2 separate regions of the Homo sapiens genome follow, and region 2 is linked to region 1. Evidence: chromatin loops called from intact Hi-C (ENCODE). Cell type or tissue: psoas muscle. All regions are shown on one strand. Each heading gives the region's core, and the rest is flanking DNA. Links, peaks and the distances in the headings are about the cores only. Region 1 overlaps TTC7A (tetratricopeptide repeat domain 7A). Region 2 has its middle 8.7 kb from the start of MSH6.

Region 1 (8,000 bases), core at 1-8,000:
CTCCTGAACTCTTTTAACATTTGCATTATTGTGCAACCAGTCTCCAGAATTCTTTTACCTTGCGAAACCAAAATTCTATGCCCGTGAAACAGCAACGCCCCATTCCCTCCTCCCCTAACCCCTGGCAACCACTCTTCTATTTTCTGTTTTTATGAATTTGATTACGCAAGTACCTCATGTAAGAGGAATCATACAGTATTTGCCTTTTTGTGTCTGGCTCATTTCACTTAGTAAAATGTCCTCAAGGCTTATCCATATTGTAGCATGTGTCAGAATTTCCTTCCTTCTGAAGGCTGAATAATATTGTATTGTATGTATGTATATGTGGCATTTTGTTTATGTGTTCATCTGTCAATGGACACTTGGGTTGCTTCTACATTTTAACTATTGTGAATAATGCTGCTATAAATGCTAGTGTACTAATACCTCTTTGAGACCCTGCTTTCTATTCTTTTGGGTATATACCTGGAAGTGGAATTGCTGGATCATATGGTAATATCTATTTTTAAATGTTCTAATTTTAACAGAGTGATCTGTGAGGGTTCTTTCCTACCTGGCCTTTCGGTTTCCCCCCGAGAGCTGAATGAATTGCATTTTTTCGCTTCTTCCCGTGGCTGCAGGGTACCCAAGTCTGGGATTCATCTTCCGTGGGTGCTGCAGCTGTCCTCGTGCCCTTTGACAGGCTGGGTAGGTGGGAGGGAAGGGGTTCTGTTGCTGAGGATGTTTTCTGTTTTCTACCTCTGCATCCAGGGCCCAAGGCTCCAGGGTTCCAAGGGTGGGGCTTCTTGGAAGGGCGGCTGCCTTGGATGTGATGAGTCATTCAGACTGAAGGAGTTGGGACCAGCCTGGTGTTGGGCCTGAGGCTGTGCCAGGATCAGCTTGGCTCCAAATCGAAAGTTCTGAGTTAATGAAAAAGCAAGTCCTCCTCTTGCAAGGGACCTTTCCTAGAGCTGGGTATTGGCACAGAAAGGCCCTTGCCGGTGGGAATCACAAGGCAGTGCCTGCCCTGCAGGGCTGTGTTACAACCCTCCGATGCCTCAAGGACTGGGCGCAGGGCAGCCCACCTTCATCCTGGATTGAGCACTGTAGTCTGGCCGTTTGTGCAGAAGCGCTCACGGGGCAGAAGGTAAAGAAAAGAAACCCAAGCCTGCAGCACCTGGGTGGGCTTCCAGTCAGATGTTTGTGGACAGGAAAATAGACCTTATCAACCAGGGGACAAATACAAGGTTCCCGGCCCCTTTTTATGGGCAGAACTGGGTGACTGGACTGTGACCTTGCTTAGGAAAAGCCACTGCCAGCTCCAGAAACTTTTTGGCCCTGTGTATATTGGAAATTGCTTTATAGAGGACCGCCTCCGTGAATGTACCCCTCTACTTTGAACTTTTATTTCTCTGAATCATGACAGCTCCCTTCAAAAAGGCATTATCTCCATTATTTTTAGATAAATTTTCATATGGTGACATGTACAAATCTTAACTGTATAATTTCATGAATTAGGCCAGTGTAAATATCCATGTGACCAGTACCCTAATAAAGATACAGAACATTTCTATCACCACAGAAAGTCCCCTTGGGCTCTTTTCTAATTGGTCTCCACCCCAGGCAACCTCTGTTTTGTTTTTGTGTTTTTTTTTTTTTTTTAAGAGATAAAGTCTCGCTATGTTGCCCAGGCTGGTCTCGAACTTCTGGGCTCAATTGATCCCCTGCCTCAGCTCCCACAGTGCTGGGATTACAGACGTGGGCCACCACTCCTGGCCTTATTTTCTATTGATATAGATTAATTTGCTTTTTTGAATAAATGAAATCATACAGTATGCATTTTTTTTATGTCTGGTTTCTTTTGCACATGTAATTTTTAAGTAATTCATTTGTGTTATGTGTATATAAGAGTTTGTTTTAAAAAAAAAATCTGGGCCGGGCACGGTGGCTCACACCTGTAATCCCAGCACTTTGGGAGGCCGAGGCGGGTGGATCACGAGGTCAGGAGATCGAGACTATCCTGGCTAACATGGCGAAACCCCATCTCTACTAAAAATACAAAAACAAAATTAGCCGAGCTTAGTGGCGGGTGTCTGTAGTCCCAGCTACTCGGGAGGCTGAGGCAGGAGAATGGCGTGAACCCGGGAGGCAGAGCTTGCAGTGAGCCGAGATCGCGCCACTGCACTCCAGCCTGGGCGACAGTGCAACCTCCGACTCCCTGGTTCAAGTGATTCTCCTGCCTCAGCCTCCTGAGTAGCTGGGATTTACAGGCATGTGCCACCATGCCCAGCTAATTTTTGTATTTTTAGTAGAGACGGGGTTTCACCATGCTGGCCAGGATGGTCTCAATCTGACCTCGTGATCCGTCCGCCTCGGCCTCCCAAAGTGCTGGGATTACAGGCATGAGCCAGCGTGCCTGGCCCAGGAAATATTTTTTAAGTAGAGAGGGAGGAACTCCTTTGGGCTGTACACTTGGCTACGTGAATATGCTCATTCATCTATGCATCCGTCTGCATGCTTCCTAAACCCTAGGCCCTGGCCATCACTGGGGTGCAAAGATCAGTCGGAAATGGGTAGAGAGGATGATGACAATGCAGGAAAAAGGCACATACTTAGGAGATGCAGCCAGACTGTTCAACTGGTTTAGACACAGGGAGGCTTAACTCTACCTGGCAGGGTTTCAGAGAAGAGGTGGCTTTGCTTTGAGCTTTTTTTTAAATTGAAATGGGTCTTGTTCTGTCACCCAGCTGGAGTGCGGTGGCATAATCTTGGCTTACTGCAGCCTCCACCTCCCGGGCTCAAGCAATTCTCCCACCTCTGTCTTCTGAGTAGCTTGAGTCACAAGTGTGCGCCACCAAGCCCAGCTAATTTTTTCTATTTTGGGGGGGACGGGGTTTCACCATGTTCCCAGGCTGGTCTCAAACTCCTAAGGTCAAGCAGTCGCTTGCCTGGGCTTCCCAGTGTGCTGGGATTACAGGTGTGAGCCACTTCGCCTGGCCTGCTTTGAGCTTTCAAGAAGGATGGGATTTGGGGTTCTTGGAGAAGCATGATGGGGAGGCCCCTGCGGGGAGTGGAAGGAACAAATGCCACACAGGGAAGGTGGAGGCCCACAGACCATTGTTCCTGAATTCACAGCTTTGCGGTGGCCAGCCCTCTGGAGGCTTGGGGCTGGCAGCTTGAACTAGCCAGTAGCTGGCATCACCCATCCCAGTGCTGGACCCGGAGGTGTGGCAGGAGGGAGCCCAGCCTCAGCACATCTCTCCGGGGACTACAAGGCAGCTGTGTTGAAACAGATCCACTCCATGTCCCCTGGAATTGGCTGTGCCCTGCCACCTGCAGTTGGTCTCCTGGGCCAGGCCTCTGAACAGTTCGTAGGTTCGCCCCACCTTCCTGCAAGGTGGATAGGCTGCATGTCTGGGGAGCAGGGGCTGGCCTAGCTCTGGCAGTGAGCAACGAGGCCTGCCTCCTTGATTCTTTCTCGGTTCCTCTTCCCCCTTTAGTCCTCTGGAATAAGGATCCTCCCCCTCCTGGTTGTGAGTCATTTGGCAGTCGTTGACACCCAGTGTCCTGGGCACCTGGGTCTTTGTGTTGAGCAAGGACCTTCATGTTCTCTGCCCGCTTTCCTCCAGGCCAAGGCAACCGAACTTTGGATCTGGTCACACCCCAGCCTGGCAAAGGGACAAGGTCACTGAATCTGTGTGCATGGGAATGTGGCTAAGAAAAACAATAATAATTCCTTACCTTATATTTGCAGAGCACTTTGCACTTTGTCAGACATGACCAGGCTTGTGTTTTTTCATCCAGCCAGCAAATGCTTGTCCAGTACCTACTGTGTGCCAGGTGGTAGAAAAGTAAACACGATTAGGTTGATGTCTTGAAGGAGCCTACAGTCTGGGGAAACATATGAACAAATAAGTATAAGAAATGGTGAGTCAGGAATATGTATAGACTGGGGCTTAAAGGAGGAATGTTTGGTTATACCAGGGAATATCGGGAAGGGCTTTGTAGAGGAGGTGGCATTTAGTGGGTCAGAATATGAACAGTAATTTTGGGTAGACCTGGTGGGGTGGATACATTCCAGGCAGGAGGAACAACTTGAGCAAGTCAAGAAGGCATCCTACAACCTAGCAGTTGGGAGCAGGAGGTTAGTTGTGGATATGGCAGGTAAGGTGAGGGATGAGGCTGGAGAATTGATACCAGGAGGGCCTGGTGTGGAGCTTCCAGAAGTTGGACCTTACTCTGTAGCAGTGTGGACCCCTGGAGAGTTTTAGAAGGATCCCCCTGGGGATTAGAGTGAGACTGGAGGCAGGGAGGCCAGTTAGGCCGATGTAGTCATCCACTCAGGAGATAAAACCTGAAATAAGGTAATAGGAAGAGAGGAAGGGAAGGTTTGAAGTGCTGAGGACTTGGTCATTAGGTGGATGTTGGGGCTTATAGGGCAGGAAACAGTTGAGGATTCTTCCATTATACATCTCTTCAGTAAGTTCATCTTGAGCCTCTACTTACTACATGTAAAGTACCTAAAGTGTACTGTGTGGGCACAAAGATGGGACAGACATTGATTCTTCCCGTTGGGAACCAATAGTTCAGAAGGACAGCACTCTCTAGTCAGGTCTATATTAGCTGCAAGTGACAAAAAAAAAAAGAAAGAAAGACAGGAAGGGACGGAGGTAGGGAGGGAGGGAGGCAGGGAGGGAGGGAGGAAGGAAGGAAGGGAGGAAGAAGACATGGGAGCTATTTAATGGCACTCATACACTGGAAATTTCCAGCAGGTAGAGCTTCAGGCAAAGCTGGATCTAGGTACTCCGTCTCTTTAAGAATCCACCCTTCTCTGTCATGTCATGTCTTTTCTCTGCATGGATTTCATTTTTTTCGTGACTAAGAGTTTATTCAATATTTTTCCTGTCTTAAAAAAAAAAAGTAACCTGACGCAAATACAGTTGTTTTTCCATACAGCATTAATTTCTAGTAAGGCTAACAATGCTATATCCCTTCTGTGTTTCTTACAGATTGTTTTTATTTTTTTGAGCTTTTTGTTTTTGGCCTTGAAGCTTTTCTTAAATAAAAATTTTAAATCGCAGTAAAAAAGCCCCATACAACATAAAATTTGCCATCTAAACCATTTTTAAATGTACACTTCAGTAGTGTTATTTATGTTCACATTGTGTAGACTTCATTTTAAGGCAGGTTTTCTCTAACATTTCTAAGCTGATGTCTGGTACCAGCTTAACAACCCCAGTGGAAAGAGCGACAATTCTAAGACTGGTTTTTATTGGCCCAGATTAGGCCATGTGCCCACACTTAGCTGATTGCCATGGCTGTCATGATCAGCTGAGATTGCAAGAGAGGTGGTCAAAAGGAGAGCAAGGTGCTATTACTGATAAATGGGAAAGTGGGTGTCCCCTGCAGGCAGAGACCTGAGCATGGGTAACTTCTGCAGGGAGGAACTGTTGGGTTCCATGGGAAGTGTGCATGTAAAATGCTGCATAACTCGAGCACCTACTATGTGAGGTGCTGTTCTAGGGTTGTGGTTGTCCAAAAAGGTTCACATTTGCCCTCGTGGAGCTTTCAGCTAGTTGGAGAGAGAAGAGCTGGCCGGAGATGACCAAAATATAGTGTAGAAAGTGGTGAGCACCAGGAGGGTGGATGTTTTTCTTCTAACAACTGGAAATGTAACCAAGTAACCCCATCTTCAGGCCAGAATTCACTGTGGCCCAGATGGTATTGGGTCCAGATAGTATTATGGTAAAACATCCTCTTTTTCCTAGTCATGGGCTCACAACTGTATGCTTTTCAATTAACCAAAATGCACCCCGAGGGGCTCTTTGAGGGGACAAAGACCTTGTTGCCCATGTCCAATCCTGTTCCCTCTTTAAATCCAAGGCCCAGGAGCAGAATGGAGCCCCTGAAATTAAGGGTTGTGGAACAGCAAAGTGAAGGGAAGGGGAGAAACTTGTCCTCGCGTTTTATGGAGGAGATAAGAGTATGGACTATCTGGCTGGCTTTTGCAGCACAGCCAGGTTTTCCAAGAGTGGCATGAGAGAGAGAATGGAAAGAGAGAGGAAAAAGTAGAGTGGCAGAAGAGGAGCTCGAGAGCCTTCCAGCCACCGCATGGTGCAGGGAAACCCTTGCTACCCTCATTTATCCCCCGTCAGGGAGGGCCTCAGTGCCGAGTGCGGCGGAGGATGGATCCCTCCCACTGCCGCAGGTTGCCGGTTGAGGTGAACTGTTTCCACCTGGAGGGAGCTAAGGAAAGAAAGAAGCCTGTACACAAAGTCATACATTCACACAAACAAATGGCGTGCTTCCAAACAAAATTCCCAGTCGAGGGACTGAGTGGAGTTCTGAACCCCCTGCCTCAGCTCCAGATACCTTCACAGGCAGCTGAGTCCCTATAGTGACACAAATGTAAATGCTCAAAATGCCCAAATCGTGCCAGTAGCGGCCAAGTCTGCACAGAATGAAGTCCCAGGATACCCAGAAGAGACAGAAAAAAGTCGGGTACAGTCCAACTTGCTCACCCAGTTTCAAGGTTGCCGGCTTCTTCAGAGGTCACTTTCTTTATACCAGTGAAGCATTGGAGGCAGCAGATGTCGTGCCAGGGGGTGAAAGGGAGGTTTCCCCAAAACAAGAACGTTTTGGCAGCTGCTGAGAAATCCCCTTAACATTCCTATCCTGGAGTCCAGTAGCCAGGAGCAGCTGGTGCTCCCAGGCAGCCCCCGCCTTGCCTGGTGGTGAAACCAGGCTGATAGGCTCAATCGTCCAAAGTGTACTGCAGTCCTCATAGGGGCCACCAAAATTGTAACTGAAATGCAGTTCAGTCACTCGCCACTTGCAGAGTCCAATTAACAAGAGCGAGGTCTGGAATAAAGAAAGTGACTTTATTCCAAAGCTTAGCTTAGGGGAAAAGGTACAGGCTCCTGCCTTTAAAGATAACCACTTCAGTTCCTGGGCAAAAAGCAGGGGCTTTTAAAGGGGTACTTGGCATGAATGCCATGCAGAGGAGGGAGCAAGCAAGTGCAGGGTCTGCATGACTTGCCTTGGTGCCTTACCTACCAGGTGGTCGAGCTGGCACCGTCACGGGCAGAGCTAGGTTGTAAAGTGAGCATTGCTTCAAGATACTCTCCAGTTGGGAGAGAGTTCCCTCTCAGTCACACTTTAGGATGTAAATTGACTGTTGTCTCTAGAGGCAGTCTCCTGGTGGGAAAGTTCTGGATCTGGAGCTTCTAAGTCAGCACATGGATAAGCTTGCTGTGTAGGGAGTGTCTGGTGAAGGGAAGGTAAAGGTTATTGCATTTCTAAAGAGCTAAGTAGGAAATGGGGAACTAGGGAAAAGGAGGAAAGAGGAAAGAAAAAAATAAATTTTTTTAAAAAACCTCATTCTCTTTCGCTTAGAAAAATGGGGATACTGCGTTACAGAGGAGGGGTCAGGAGTGGCTTCCCCGGGTAGTTGGGCTGGGGTGATGCACTGTGATTCCCCACGTGCTGTCCCATCGCTTACTCCCAGCCACTGCTAACACCACCGTCGCTTCAGCTTCCTCCCTCCCCTCCGCAGACCTCCGCCTCCTCCTGGCTGCACCAGAGTGTCTGCCCCCTCGGATGAGCCCACCTTCGGCCCATGGGGAGGGCCTGGAGTCAGGGGGCCCGAGCAGGACAGGTCTGAGGCACCCTCTTCCTCCCGCAGGCCTCTCTCTGGAACGCCTACCCAACTCCATCGCCTCCCGCTTCCGCCTGACAGAGAGGGAGGAGGAAGTGATCACCTGTTTTGAGAGGGCCTCCTGGATCGCTCAGGTGTTCCTGCAGGAATTGGAGAAGGTGAGCTGGAAATAACACCGTGGTAGGAGCTGCTCTCTATTGAGCACCTATGTCTATGGATCCCACTAAACCCATAGGTCACCTGTGTGCTAATTAGAAGAAGTCACCTTCTCTGTCCCCCAAAGACACTCTACTTCATAGTTGGAAAACTCATTATAGTATACTGATTCCACTAGAATGAGACTCTTTACTGGAAAATAGTTTGA
Region 2 (15,748 bases), core at 5,271-13,270, 800 kb after region 1:
CAATGTCTAGGACGGCATTATTAGGTTAATTTATAGCTACTTATGGCAATAGCAAGCCGTTTCAAGAGATGAAGGCATAGCTCAAAGAGGGTAGTTAGGGCATGATTGCTTGTCTCATTTTAGAGTCTCTCTGGGAGTGATAATTTAAAAGAACTCACCTCCTAAAATAAAAGTGATCAGGGTCGGGCGCCGTGGCTCATGCCTGTAATTCCAGTACTTTGGGAGGCCGAGGCGGGTGGATCACCTGAGGTCAGGAGTTCGAGACCAGCGTGGCCAACATGGTGAAACCCCGTCTCTCCTAAAAATACAAAAATATTAACTGGGCCTGGTGGCGTGTGCCTGTAATCCCAGCTACTCGGAAGGCTGAGGCAGGAGAATCACTTGAACCTGGCAGGCGGAGGTTGCGGTGAGCCGAGATCTCGCCATTGCACTCCAGCCTGTGTGCAAAGAGGGAGATGCCATATCAAAAAAAATAAAAGTGATCAGATATTGGCCGGGCGCGGTGGTTTGTGCCTGTAATCCCAGCACTTTGGGAGGCTGAGGCAGGAGGATCACCTAAGGTTGGGAATTCCAGACCAGCATGGCCAACATGGTGAAATTCCATCTCTACTAAAAAAAAAAAAAAAAAAAATACAAAAATTAGCCTGGAATGGTGGCGCACGCCTGTAAACCCAGCTACTTCAGAGGCTGAGGCAGAATTGCTTGAGCCCCAGAGGTGGAGGTTGCAGTGAGCCAAGATCATGCCACTGCACTCCAGCCTGGGCAACAGAAGCGAAACTCTGTCTGAAAAAAAAAAAAAGTGATCAGATATCAAAGGTAGGGAATTCTTGCTCAACTGACTTAGGATTCTTGTAAAAATTGGATGATGCAAGCCGGGCACCATGGCCAAAGCAGAAGGATCATTTGAGGCCAGGAGTTTAAAACCAGCTTGGGCAACATAGTGAGACTCCCATCTCTACCAAAAAAAATATATTTTTTTAATTAGCTAGATGTAGTAATGTGAGCATTAGTCCTAGCTATTCGGGAGGCTGGGGTGGGAGGATCCCTTGAGCCCAGGGGTTTGAGGTTGCAGAGATAACACAGAAACCCAAAAGTCAAGCCTAGCTGGAAAAGAGCTCAGAAGTGCCTGAGTAGAGTTTGGTCAAGTAGAGAATTTTTGTCAAAAGTGAGGCTGGAATCCCAATGCAAAGGTCTGATTCCAAAATAGGGTCGCCAAATTTAGCAAAACTATTGCGCTGGACATAAGCTAAAAAAAAGTATACCTTTCCACAAAAGATGGTGGCCTAGGGAAAAAAATACTATTTGTTTATCTGAAATTCAAATTTAAGTACATGTCTCTTTTCAATACTCCTTCTCTGACCTTGCGTGGTGCTTGCCTTTGGGATTAGGGCGAGGGGTGTGGGGGTGCCGGCCACTGAACTGGAAGACCAGGGGCCAGACCCTGGAGCCCAGGGACAGTGGGAAGATGAAAGAGGGGCTGCAAAGCCCAGTCGCGCGAGCTTGTTCCGGCGCCTGGTCAAGAGTGCCCTCTGGTGGCCACACGGCGCCCTGCACCCGCAACCAGCGCAGCCCAAGCAGTGGGGACCCGGCCTCTGAGGCGGACACCTGTTCTTGGTTCTGACCTCTACTAAGAGCACAAGTCCGCCCCGGGACTGTAGAGAAGGAAGCCGGGAGGACAGGACAAGTTCAGAGCCACCTGGGATAGACTTTTCAAACCAGTTGTCTTAACTGGAGGCTCTGATCCGCTCCCTGCCAAGGGTCAGCCACTGTCTTGCCGGGGCGGCTGATCTGCAAGATCCTCATACCCCTGAATTTTCAAGGCCCGAAGGAGCAAACGGCTGATATCTGCTCTTCCTCAAACCTCTCGCTGCCCACCACCCTCCTGGCCCCTCTGCTCACTTCCAGGGTGTGGGAAGTCAAATCAAAACTGAGGGCAAGCCGCCGCAGTGGCACGTGCCTGTAGTCCCAGCCACACAGGAAGGAGTGGGAAAGAGGTGGGAATCGCTTGACCCCAGGACTTCCAGACTGCCCAGCGCTGTGATCAGGCCTGTGAACAGCTACTGTACTCCAGCCTGGGCAAAGCAGCAGGACCCTGTTTCTAAACAGGTGAATAAGTGAATTAATACAATTAAGAAAGAAAAAACGGCCAGGCGAGGTGGCTCACACCTGTAATCCCAGCACTTTGGGAAGCCTAGGTGGGCAGATCACAAGGTCAGGAGTTTGAGACCAGCCTGCACAACATAGCAAAACCCTGTCTCTACTAAAAATACGAAAATTAGCCTGGTGTGTTGGCATGCGCCTGTAGTCCCAGCTACCCGGGAAGCTGAGGCAGAAGAATCATTTGAATCCAGGAGGTGGAGGTTGCAGTGAGCCGAGATCGCGCCACTGCACTCCACCCTGGGCGACAGAGTGAGACTCTGTCTCAAAAAACACACACACACACAAAAACAGTCACATAGAAATGTGATTGGACAAAAGGGGGTGTGACCTAAGAGTAATAGATTAGGAGGAGCTCAGCTAGGCCTGTTTGTTCAAATTCTTTTGTGTCTCTGTATGATATTCCTTCTCTCTAGGTATGGGGTAGGACACCTGTCACAGGAGGATCTTCAAGGGAGAAGGGAGGAGGTCAGAGAGTGACCTTGCTAGTTTTTAGGGTTTGTTTCCAGGAAGAGGAGTTCTAGTTTCTCTGACCCACTTTAGGAGAGAAAGGCGAATGGGAGAAAGGAAGTCAGGAGTTCAGAGAAAACTTATTGCTTCTGCAGCCCTCTCAATCTCCTGAAGCTCAAAATACCCTGCATTCCAAGGTGCCATACTTTGGGGCATCATGTTCTGAGCCCAGTGGCAAACATGATCCACATGGGCCCTGTTTTCTTGGGGCTGTTGAGGAGACAGGGGTGGACATAAATCGTCACACAGGGCCGGGCACGGTGGCTCATGCCCGTAATCCTGGCACTTTGGGAGGCCGAGGTGGGCAGATTGCGTAAGCTCAGGAGTTCAAGACCAGCTTTGGGCAACATGGCAAAAACCCATCTCTACAAAAAATACAAAAATTAGTTCGGCATGGTGACGGGTCCCTGTAATTCCAGCTGCTCAGGAGGCTGAGGAAGAATTGCTTGAAACTGGGAGGCAGAGGTTGCAGTGAGCCAAGATCGCACCACTGCATTCCACTGGGTGACAAAGTGAGACCCTGTCTCAAATCAAAAACAAAAACAGTTACACAGCACAGAGTGCCAAAGAGGCATGTCCCACCTCCCACCCCAGGGCCTAAGGAAACCCACCTGCTGGCCCTTTCCTCTGAGAACTGCAGAGCCCAGAATCCTGTGGGATGCGCAGGCAGTCTTCCCAAGGGCCCTCCTGTATCAGCCGGCTTTTCACACTCTTTGTCTGTGTACTTGGTGCTAGACGCCTCACTGCCCATGCCAGCTTGGTTAGAACTCACCCTGCAGTCTCTGTGTATGGCCCAGGGCCCTGTAGAACTCTGAAGGCCCCACACGTGGTCCCTAGGATGCTCACCTCCCTTCTGCCCTCCCATATCCACTCACCCTGCAATGGTGTTGGGAAGTGGGACCTTTTGGGAGGCGTTTAGGCCATGAGGGCTTGGCCCTCCTGGATGGATCAATGATGATTGGATTTTTTTTTTTTTTTTGAGACGGAGTCTCACTCTGTCGCCCAGGCTGGAGAGCAGTGGCGTGATCTCGGCTCACTGCAAGCTCTGCCTCCTGGGTTCATGCCATTCTCCTGCCTCAGCCTCCCGAGTAGCTGGGACTACAGGCGCCCGCCACCATGCCCAGCTAATTTTTTGTATTTTTAGTAGAGACGGGGTTTCACCCTGTTAGCCAGGATGGTCTTGATCTCCTGACCTCATGATCCACCTGCCTCGACCTCCCAAAGTGCTGGGATTACAGGTGTGAGCCACTGCACCCAGCTATGATTGGATTATAAAAGGGCTTGACAGAGGGAATTCATCTCTTTTTGCTCTTCCACATTCCTTCATGTGAGGACAGTGTTCCTCCCTTGTGGAGGATGCAGTGTTCCAGGCACCATCTCAGAAGCAGAGATTGGACCTTCACCACACAATAAACCTGCTGCTGCCTTGACTTTGAACTTACCAGCCTCCAGAACTGTGAGGGATACATTTTAGCTCTTTATAAATTACTTAGTCTGTGGTATTCTGTCACAGTAGCATAAAATGGACTAAGACATAGTGGCCTAAAATAATAATATTTATTGTTGTGCATAATTCTGTAGGTTGGCTTTACGGTTCCTCTGGTCTCAGGTTGGTTTGTTTGTTTTTTTGAGATGGAGTCTCCCTCTGTCACCCAGGCCGGAGTGCAGTGGCGTGGTCTCGGCTCACTGCAACCTCCGCCTCCCAAGCTCAGGTGATTCTTGTTCCTCAGGCTCCCTAGTAGCTGGGACTACAGGTGCCTGCCACCACACCTGACTAATTTTTTGTTTTTGTTTTTTTGATACAGAGTCTCATTCTGTCACCCAGGCTGGAGTGCAGTGGTGCAATCTCAGCTCACTGCAACCTCCGCCTCCAAGGTTCAGGCGATTCTGGTAATTTTTGTATTTTTTAGTAGAGACGGGGTTTTGCCATGTTGGCCAGGCTGGTCTGGAACTCCTGGCCTCAAGTGATCCTCCTTCTTCAGCTTCCCAAAGTGCTGGGATCACAGGTGTGAGCTACCACACCCAGCTGTCAGGTTTCTTATTTATGTGTCTCAGCTGCAGGTCAGGCAGATGGCTCTGCTGATCTTGGTTGGGCTCCTTCACACATCTGAGGGTCAGCTACTCTGGATGTGCTCTGCTAGGCTGACTCAGATCTCCTCCACATTCCTCTCCCATTCCTCATCCTTCCAGCAGACTAGCTGGTGTGCTCTCATGACAGTGGCAGGAGGCCAAGAAAAAACAAGCCCAATTGTGTGGGAAGGCAAGAGGAAGCTCCCATGTGCTTTTCAAACCTCTGCTAACATCTTATTGGCCAAAGCAAGTCACATGGTGAGCCAGAGACAAAGTGGGAGGGACTTACAAAATTACAGGAAGAAAGAAGGCTATTGAATTGGGGGCCATTAAGGCGATGAGCTTGCCATAAGGGCTAAATATACACAGGCATTGTTCTTGAGTGTTGAGTGTACAGTGGTAAACAAGCCTTTAACACCTGAAGTGCAGTGGAGAAGAGCAATACATAAATAACTAAGCAAAATTAGGAAGTTGATTCCATGAACTTGTGGACCAAGTGATTGGTGCACAGATGAGAGTAACAAGTGAGGCTGGGCCGGGTAGCTCACGCCTGTATTCCCAGCACTTTGGGAGGCCAAGGCGGTGGATCACATGAGGTCAGGATTTGCAGACCAGCCTGGCCAACATGGTGAAACCCCGTCTCTACTACAAATAGAAAAATTAGCTGGGCATAGTGGTGGGTGCCTGTAATCCCAGCTACTAGGGAGGCTTAGGCAGGAGAATCACTTTAACCCAGGAGGCGGAGGTTGCAGTGAGCCAAGATTGTGCCACTGCACTCCAGCCTGGTCGACAGAGTGAGACTGTGCCTCAAAAAAAAAAAAAAAAAAAAAAAAAGGGAGCAACAAGGGAGACTTACTTTAGATTGCCGAAGACGTGAAGGATGAGAAGGAGCCAGCAATGTAAAGTCGGGGACAGAGAGCACTGGACAGAGGGCAAAGCCAGTGCAGAGGCTCTGAGATGGGAAAGAGGCTCTGAGCCTGGCCAGAGTACCATGAATGAGGAAAGTGAAGGCATAAAATAAGACTGGAGAAGTAACAGGGACCAGCAGTAAGGCGTTTGGATTGTATTCCTTATGTGATGGGTGGGAATCCACTGGGAAGTTCTAATGGGAGAGGCAAGTGACACCATCTGATGTGTGCTCTGGCTGTTGTACAGAAGATGGATGAAGGCTGGGTGTGGTGGCTCATACTTGTAATCCTAGCACTTTGGAAGGCCAAGGTTGGAGGATCGCTTGAGCCCAGGAGTTCGAGATCAGCCTGGGCAACATAGTGAGACCCTGCTTCTACAAAGAATTTAAAACCTAGCCAGGCATGGTGGCTTGTGCCTGTAGTGCCACTACTTGGGAGGCTGAGACAGGAGGAATGCTTGAGCCAGGAGTTTGAGGCTATAGTGAGCTATGATTGCACCAGCCTAGGCAACAGAGTGTGACCACATCTCTAAAAAAAATTAAAGATTAAAAAAAGAGCCAGGCGTGGTGGCTCATGCCTGTAATCCCAGCACTTGGGGAGGCCGAAGTGGGTGGATCACTTAAGGTCAGGAGTTCGAGACCATCCTGGTGAAACCAACATGGTGAAACCCCATCTCTACTAAAAATAGAAAAATACAATCCCAGCTACTTGGGAGGCTGAGGCAGAAGAACTGCTTGAACCCAGGAGGCAGAAGTTGTAGTGAGCCGAGATCGCGCCATTGCAATCCAGCCTGGGCAACAAGAGCAAAACTTAGTCTCAAGAGGAAAAAAAAAAAAAGGAAATGGAGGAATGTTAGGAAGATGATAGCAAAAGCAGAGATCCATATTAGGAGGATTCTGTGAGTAATGGGGAGAAGAAGAGGAGACAGTTTTGTTCCATGTGTGGAGGTGGAACTGGCAGACATTGCTGAGGCTTTGCATGTGAAGGGCAAGGGAGAGGAGGTATCAAGTCTGACTACTTGAGCAACTGGATGAATAGAGGTGTGTCACTCCCTAAAATGGAGAAGATGGTGGAGGACAGATTAGAGGAGGGGAGATCAAGAGTTCATCTTAAGGGCAGGTGCAGTAGCTCACACCTGTAATCCTAGCACTTTGGGAGACCTAGGTGGGTGGATGGCTTGAGCCCAGAAATTTGAGACCAGCCTGGGCAACCTGATGAAACCCTGTCTCTACAAAAAATATAAAAACTAGCCAGGAGTGGTGGCATGCAGCTGTGGTCCCAGCTACTTGGGAGGTTGTGGTGGGAGGATTGCTTGAGCCTGGGAGGCAGAGATTGCAGTGCACTGAGATTTTGCCAATGCACTCCAGCCTGGATGACAGAGTGAGACCCTGCCTCAAAAAAAAAAAAAAAAAAAAAGAGTTCAGCTTAGAATATGTTAAGTTTGAGATGCCAGAGAGATAACCAGGCATTGGATCTAGGGGGGTCTGGAACTACCTTCCCCGTCCATGTCATTTGACGTTGGGTCTTGCAAAGAAGGAAACTAGTTGGGTGGGGCAGAATTCATGACATAATGGATTGGTGGGGGTAGTCCAGCAAGGTAAGGGCTTGAAAACGTCTTGATGAGCTGTTAGTCTTGATAGGTAAACTGTTTAGTTAGTTTACAAACTTCTCTTTCAGGAGCAGATATTTCCTGGAGCAAGCAGGCAAATTATTTTTGTTTGGTCTTAAGTGTTATTTAACACAGGGAGAAGAAAGTTTGTTCATTTCAGTTCTTTTTTTTTTTTTTTTTTTTTTTTTGAGACAGAGTCTCGCTCTGTTGCCCAGGCTAGAGTGCAATGGCGTGATCTCGGCTCACTGCAACCTCTGCCTCTGGGGTTCAAGCAATTCTCATGCCTCAGCCTCCTGAGTAGCTGGGATTACAGGTGCGCACCACCACGTCTGGCTAATTTTTGTATTTTTTTTTTTTTTAATAGAAATGGGGTTTCGCCATGTTGGCCAGGCTGGTCTTGAACTCCTGACCTCAAGCGACCCACCCACCTTGGCCTCCCAAAGTGCTGGGATTACAGGCCTGAGCCAACGTGCCCGGCCTCATTTCAGTTCCAAGCTTCATTAACTAAGTGTTCTCAGGCAAGAATCTTTCCTTCAGGCAAGCACCCTTTAATAATAAAAATAATGATTATACAGTGCTTACTCTATGTCCAACAGCTCTGAGCACTTTATGGGCATTATCTCATTTAATTCACACAACAACTCCGTGAGATGAGTACTATTATGTGCCCAATGTCATAGATGTGCCTAAGCACAGACAGGTTAAGTAATCCACTCAAGGTCACACAACTAGTAAGTGGGAAATCTGGGCCCCTACATCCAAACTCTGAATCCCTCCCTCCCTCACTTAGCTGCTTAACTTCTCATTTTCTCCTTATATTGAAGGGGTTGGCCCAGAGGATAAGGGATGTTGGGGAAAAGCTTTTCCTCTATCCTCTTAAGTTCAAGTACTGGATATTTGCAAATTGAAGTGACAAAAGACAGATTTGCAAATTTGTTTATGCATGCAATGCCCATATGCACAGGAGTGCTCTGTGATGCACAGCTCAAAGGGCTGGTTAAAATTTGTGGCTTATACACTGTAGTAGGAGAAGTTGAAGGGGCAAGACAAGGCTCCTATGGGAAGAATGCATAGGTTTCTTTATGAAACACAAGTGAGTTTTTAGGAAAACAAACTGGAGATAAAGTTTGTGATAACATTTGCTTATGCAGGGGCCTGTGGTCTTTCTATTATATCTTCATAGCCATGAAACTCCCCTGGAGAGGGAATCTGAAGTAGGTTTACTCTTGGTCTCTTTCCTGGTAGCTTCTGGAAGAAGAAATACATAGCAGTCTTCATTTCTCAAAGGTTTCTGCTTTTCTTATAAAAATTAGCCTGCACTTGGCTGGGCATGGTGAATCACTCCTGTAATCCCAGCACTTGGCAGGCCGAGGCAGGTGGATCACTTGAGGCCAGGAGTTTGAGACCAGCCTGACCAACATGGCAAAATTCCATCTCTACTAAAAATACCAAAAATGAGATGGGTGTGGTGGTGGGCGCCTATAATCCCAGCTGCTCGGGAGGCTGAGGCAGGAGAATCGCTTGATCCTGGGAGGCAGAGGTTGCAGTGAGCCGAGATCACACCACTGCACTCCAGCCTGGGTGATGGAGTGAGACTCTCTCTCAAATAAACAAACAAACAAAAATTAGTCTGCACCTGTACCTCTGGCTATTGGGGGTGGAGGTGGGGTGCCGAAGTGGGAGGATGGCTTGAGCCTAGGAAGTCGAGACTGCAATGAGCAATGATTGTGCCACTGCACTCTAGCCTGGATGATGGCAAGACCCTGTCTCAAAAAAAAAAAAAAGTTTCTTCTGCTTTTAGTCAGATTTAGGAAGCTCTGAGAAGGCTTCTTTCTGCATCTGTTGAATCTCAAATGTCTTCAGCCTAAAATAATCTTTATACACCAAATCAGGGATTCTGAGTGGTTCCCCACAGGGCTTATCCAGTTCCATCATACTTTGGCTCATTGTGAAATGGCAAAGGGGGCAAAAGCAGCCTGAGGGGAAGGGAAAGATTTATATTTATAGTGCATACATTAGACGCCTGGCAGCAGTTTTCACTTCATCTCATTCCATCCTCCCAATACCTCCATAAGCAAATATTAGTGAATCCCCATTTATCAGATTAGGAGACCAAGGCTCAAGTGCAAAAAATTTACCCAGGGTGCCCAACCTGTACCTGAGGTTGCCAGGATTGAGAACAGGTCTGCGTGGCCTCAGAGCAGGGCTGATCCCAGAACAGTGAATGCAGAGGGCAGGAATGGCCAGTCAGTTGGGAAGCAAGACTGGGGCCAGACTTTGGAGATCAGAGGCTGAGACCATATTAGAAAAGTACCTGGCAATTCCACCTAGGATGGCTTTGGAGAGCTAGAGAAATACTGGTGCTAGCCCTCCCCATCTCTCTATCCCCCAGGGCCATTTGTGGTCTGAGATAATGAAAGTTTCCAGCCAGTTAGTCGAGGTGGCTCATGTCTGTATTCCCAGCATTTTGGGAGGCTGAGGTGGGAGGACTGCTTGAGCTCAGGAGTTTGAGACCAGCTTGGGCAACATAGGGAGACCCCATCTCTACAAAAAAAATTTTAAAAATTAGCCAGGCATGGTAGTAGCATGCCTGTAGTCCCAGCTATTCTAGAGGCTGAGGCAGGAGGACTGCTTGAGACCAGGAGGTTGAGACTGCAATGAGCCATGTTCGCACCACTGGTGACAGAGCCAGACCCTGGCTCAAAAAATAAAATAATAATGGATGTTAGTCACAGGATGGAGAAGATAGCTGGAGTGGGGGAAGGGAGTGCCTCCAGGCTATGGAAGCCCTCAGGCCCATCTTTCCTCTCTCCAAGTGGACTCTGGGTCTGTCTTCCCCAGCCATCCTCCCAGAGCCTCCACCACACCTTTGGTACTTAGGGGAGTACACAAGAGGCTTTGATTTCTGTACCCTTGCTGACCAAAGGCAGAGTGCAAGTGCTATTTCTTTCCACCTGACTTGCACAAAGTTTCTCCCCTCCTTTTTCCTGAGAATTGAGAAAGTTAAAATAAGCAAGGAATGAGAAATCTGAAACATTCCAGGCCATTCATCTGGCTGGGATAACAAAGATAAAGTCAGCTACAAAGTTAAACAGGAAACACAATCTGTCCCAAGGATAAACTGCCATCCCAAAGTAGCATAAGGAAAACTTTTTTTTACTCTTGACAATCTCAGAAATCTTGTTCTCTAAAGTCATAGGCTTTCAGAAACTTTGCTGGCTGAAATTATTGTTATTATTTATTTATTTAGAGACAGGGTCTCAGTCTGTCACCCAAGCTGGAATGCAATGGTGCGATCACGGTTCACTGCAGCCTCGGCCTCACGGGTTCAAGTGATTCTTCCACAACATCGCCAGTAGTTGAGACTATAGGCATGCATCACCATGCCCAGCTGGTTTATTTTTAATTTTTGTGTTTTTTTTTTTTGTAGAGAAAGGGTCTCACTCTGCTGCCTAGGCTGGTCTTGTACTCCTGGGCTCAAGGAATCCTCCCACCTCGGCCTCCCAAACTGTTGAGATTACAGGCGTAAGCCACCTCCCCTTGCCTTGCTGTTTGAAATTATATCAGCAAAAATGAAACATCCCACTCTTGCCTGGAGCGTCTTACTTTGACACAGAAACAGCTTTGATTTACAACCCAGGTGTGTAACTTTAGATACGGGATTTGTGGACGCTATTCCACATCTATCTTAACTTTGCTGTTTCCAAGGAAATGCGACCTTGGGTGGACTTTGTAGTTTAGCTTTGTCTTTACACACAGCTAGATTTGAGCTTTCAAAACACTGTTTCAGGTAAATTTATCCTAAACTCCACCCTCTCCCTCCCTTTTGTAGTTTGGTGAGACACCCCCATGGTTCGTCTGCTGTGGAGGCTCCCCCGTTGCAACCAGCAAAACAAACCCTGACTTTGGCAGACTACAGGCTTGTCCCTGGTGATCGTGAGCTGCTTGGGCTAGGACGGAACCCTCACAAAACATGCCCCTCCTTTCTTCATCCTTGACTTTATCTCCCAAGGCCCAGGACAAAGACGTAGATTGCTGGGTCACGCTGTTCCTTGGACGGGCAAAGGGGGGAACACAGGGCACTGTATTCTTCTGGAGAATACTTGTTTTCTTCTTCTGTTTTGTGTGTGTGTGTGTGTTGTTTTTGTTTTTTTTTTCTGAGACAGGGTCTCAAGGTAGGAGTGCAGTGGCCTGATCATAGCTCACTGCAACCTCAAGCTCCTGGGATCAAGCAATCTTCCTGCCTTGAGCCTCCCGAGTAGAGAGTAGTTAGGACTATAGGCACGTGCCACCACTCCTGGCTAAATTTTTTAAATGTTTTTGTAGAGAAGGAGGCGGTTCTCACTATGTTGCTAGCTGGTCTTGAACTCCTGGCCTCAAGTCATCCTTCTGTCTTGGCCTCCCAAAGTGTTGGGATTGTAAGTGTGAGCCACTGTCCCTGGCCAGTTGGTGATTTATTTGTATAACTGTCCAATTTATTGAATACGTATGGCGTGCCAAGCACTGGGCTGAGGGCTTCATAATGCCCTTTCACTCAATGCTTAGCACAACCCATGAAGAAGGTAGTGTTAATATCATCCCTGTTTTACAGATGTAGAAACTGAGGCACAGGCTAAATAACTTGCCCAACAAGCTCGTGCAGTTTAGTAAGCAGCTCAGCTGGGATGTGAACACAAACTTTGAATACAGAGCTCTTAACCAGTAGGCCAGAGGTTCCCAAACACCTAGTATATTTACTACCTTAGTACTTTCCTGCCACATCTCCTAGGCCAAAACAACTCCATTGATTGTTATGCAATTTACTAAGTGTAGCCATTTGAAAAAAAAATACATATAAAAGAAAAATATTTTTATTCAGTTTTCAAAATAACCCATATATAGTCATGGAATGTATGTGTTGGTTGGGCACTGCAGACTAAAGACAGTTTAGGGCCGGGCACGGTGGCTCAGGCCTGTAATCCTAGCACTTTGGGAGGCCAAGTAGAGAGAAGGGCTTGAGCCCAAGAGTTGGAGACCGGCCTGGGCAACATAGCAAGACCCAGTCTCTACAGAAAATAAAATTATCAGGGTGTGAGGACGCACACCTGCAGTCTTAGCTGCTTGGGAGGCTGAGGCTGGAGGATCAGCCTGGGCAACAGAGTGAGACCCTGTCTCAGAAAAAAAAAAAAAAAAAGACAGACTTTTATTCAGATATGCATGCAGGAGTTCACAGAAAAAAAAAGTGAGTCCAGGAGGCTGTTATTTGGCATTTATACAACTTTTTTTTTCTTGAATCTCGAAATCTACTTTATATATACCATTTAATAGGGGAAGAGGAGGGAGAAAAAGCCTTCCATGGGAAGAACAAATAGGTTTCTGGGGGAACAAAAGGGAGATAAGAATGTTTGTTTTTGCAGGTGCAAGTGGTCTTTGTCTTTTTTTCTGGCCACTAAAACTCCCCTAGAGAGGAGATTTACGGCAGCTTCACTCCCAGAAATTTCTGCTGTTAGTCGCATAAGGGAAGCTTTGAAACGGCATCTTTCTGCATCTGTTGGCTCTCAAATGTCTTCAGTTCCAAGTAACATTCATGCCAATTCTGGGGGTCTGAGTGTCCCCACATAATACATGTGTTCTCTTGTCTTTTAATGAAGTTTGTGGGAGGCATCTAACTGTAGCCTCCAAAATTTGGCCCATAGGTACTACTGTCCTTATCAAAGACGAGGAAACAAGTTCAGAAAAGTATTAATTGCTCCGAGTTATCTGCTTGGCTAGCTAGGATCAGAGCTCAGTTCTCCATTTAACCCAAAGCCCAGGCTCTTAACCTCTTACAACTGGCGCATCCCCTCTGAACCTCCATTTCCTCCCTGTAAAAGAATAACATCGGCCGGGCGCAGTGGCTCACATCTATAATCCCAGCACTTTGGGAGGCAGAGATGGGCGGATCACGAGGTCAGGAGTTTGAGACCAGCCTGGCCAACATGGTGAAACCCCATCTCTACTAAAAATACAAAACTTAGCTGGGTGTGTTGGTGCCTGTAACCCCAGCTACTCAGGAGACTGAGGCAGGAGAATTGCCTTAACCTGGGAGGCGGAGGTTGTGGTGAGCCAAGATCGTGCCATTGCACTCCAGCCTCGGTGACAGAGCAAGACTCCATCCCCAAAAAAACAAACAACAACAACAAAAAGAGAATAACGTTATATTCAGTTGAACCAAAATGAATTAAATATTAATATTTGTACTTCAAAAACGGTCCAGCTTGGCTGGGCGCAGTGGCTCCCGCCTGTAATCCCAACATTTTGGGAGGCCGAGGCAGGAGGATCATTTGAGGTCAGGAGTTTGAGACCAGCCTGGCCAACATGGTGAAATCCTGTCTCTACTAAAAATACAAAAATTAGCTGGGCAGTAGTAGCGCGTGCCGGTAATCCCAGCTATTCAGGAGGCTGAGGAAGGAGAATTGCTTGAGCTTGGGAGGTGAAAGTTGTGGTGAGCTGAGACTGCACTACTGCACACCAGTCTGGGAGACAGAGTAAGACCCTGTCTCAAAACAAAACAACCAAAAAACCAAAAAGGTCCAGCTTGGGCAACATAGTGAAACTTCGTCTCTACAGAAAATTTTTAAAATACTAGCAGGGCACCGGGCACAGTGGCTCATACCTGTAATCCCAGCACTTTGGGAGGCTGAGGCAGGCGGGTCACTTGTGGTCAGGAGTTTGGGATCAGGCAGGCCAACATGGTGAAACCGTGTCTCTACTAAAAAACAAAAATTAGCTGGGCATGGTGGTAGGCACCAGTAATCCTAGCACTCAGGAGGCTGAGGCATGAGAATTGCCTGAACCCGCAAAGCAGGGGTTGCAGTGAACCAAGATGGCGTCACTGTACTCCAGCCTGGGTGACAGAATAAGACTCCTCAATTAAAAAAAAAAAAAATTAGCTGGGCATGGTGTTGCGGGCCTGTGGTCCCAGGTACTCAGGAGGCTGAGGTGAGAGGATTACTTAAGCCTGGGAGGTTGAGGCTACAGTAAGCCAAGATCACGCCACTATACTCCAGCCTCTGTGACAGAGCCAGACCCTGTCTCAAAAAAATTTTAAAAAGGGCAAATTTTGGCAATTTCACATAGTTCAACCTAGTATAAGGTGGTTGTAATAACTAAATGAGATAAAATGGTGTTAAATTGGAAGTATTATAGTATTTCTGTTAACAACATAGGGCTCCAGAACCAGCTTCCTTGAGTTTAAATCCAGGCTCCACCACTTCCTAGCTATGCAGTCATGGGCAAGTTACTTGACCCAACTGTGCCTCAGCTTCATCCATGATATGGAGATACAGGATAACCAGCCTCTTACGTGCAATTCTGAAATCCAAAAAGCTCTGTAAACCAAAAGTTTGGGGGTAAACTCATTTGGTAGCAAATTTTGACCTGAGGCTATTTATAGTCTATATTCTGTATTCTTTCTACTTAGTATGAATAAGCATGTAAGTTTTACTGCATGTTTGATTTCAGCATGTTCCCCCAGACTCTCTGGGGGTGTTTACGTATGCCGGTGGGGGAAAGAGACCAACTCTCAAATATTATCTCAAACAGTTGGTTTCACTGTGCTTGCTTGGGTAGCACATATACCAAAATTGGAATGACCCCTGCACAGGGATGAAATGCAAATTCGTGAAGCATACTGTATTTTTCTTAGCACATACCACCTTTGGCAATATTCTTTTTTTTTTTTTGAGAGGGAGTCTTGCTCTGTCGCCCAGGCTGGAGTGCAGAGGCGCGATCTCGGCTCACTGCAAGCTCCGCCTCCCGGGTTCACACCATTCTCCTACCTCAGCCTCCCCAGTAGCTGGGACTACAGGCGTGTGCTACCACGCCAGGCTAATTTTTTGTATTTTTAGTAGAGGCGGGGTTTCACTGTGTTAGCCAGGATGGTCTCGATCTCCTGACCTCGTGATCCGCCCACCTCCGCCCCCCCCCCGAAGTGCCGAGTGCTGGGACTACAGGCGTGAGCCACTGCGCCCGGCCCCCGCCTTTTTTTTTTAGATTGATTTTATTACTTGCCTAGCAAAGGAGAACCTTCTGGCAGAACAGTCTCCAAGAACAAGGCAAACAACTAATTTTACATAGGTTTTTACCAATGTACAGCTGTTGATTGTGACTGGTTTCCGGCAATCTGGATTTCACAATCTGGATAAGGGGACAAACAATTGTCTGTCTTCCACTATCTTTCTTGAATTTGAATAGAACCTTTTTATTCTCATAGCCTCTTAGCTTTCTTTCTTTTTTTTTTGAGACGGAGTTTCGCTCTTGTCGCCCAGGCTGGAGTGCAGTGGCGCGACCTTGGCTCACTGCAAACGCTGCCTCCCAGGTTCAAGTTATTCTCCTGCCTCAGCCTCCCAAGTAGCTGGGATTACAGGCGCATGCCACCACGCCCGGCTAATTTTTGGATTTTTAGTAGAGACGGGGGTTTCACCATGTTGACTAGGCTGGTCTTCAACGCCTGACCTCAGGTGATCCGCCCGCC

Evidence for each region. Peaks named below come from ENCODE experiments on the same cell type or tissue, not always from the same donor. Only the 100,000 strongest peaks of a DNase experiment are listed, where the experiment ranks them.
Region 2: it touches region 1 in a loop (5-fold over the local background); 7 of 110 quality-filtered maps call a loop at or near these places.

What each region holds. Positions count from the first base shown.
Region 1 is chr2:46,967,310-46,975,309 of GRCh38, forward strand. TTC7A (tetratricopeptide repeat domain 7A) reads left to right here. Exons shown (of 20, transcript NM_020458.4): 4 at 7,664-7,794. Among named protein-coding and RNA genes, the nearest start is that of TTC7A, 30 kb to the left of the region's middle. RefSeq lists enhancers at 641-935, 6,857-8,000. In psoas muscle, for the core only: no CTCF peak of the experiment used is centred there; DNase peaks (open chromatin) are centred at 109, 842 and 3,592; H3K4me3 peaks cover 745 bases; H3K27ac peaks cover 2,210 bases.
Region 2 is chr2:47,766,551-47,782,298 of GRCh38, forward strand. No RefSeq gene overlaps it. Among named protein-coding and RNA genes, the nearest start is that of MSH6, 8.7 kb to the right of the region's middle. RefSeq lists a silencer at 14,836-15,017. In psoas muscle, for the core only: no CTCF peak of the experiment used is centred there; no DNase peak of the experiment used is centred there.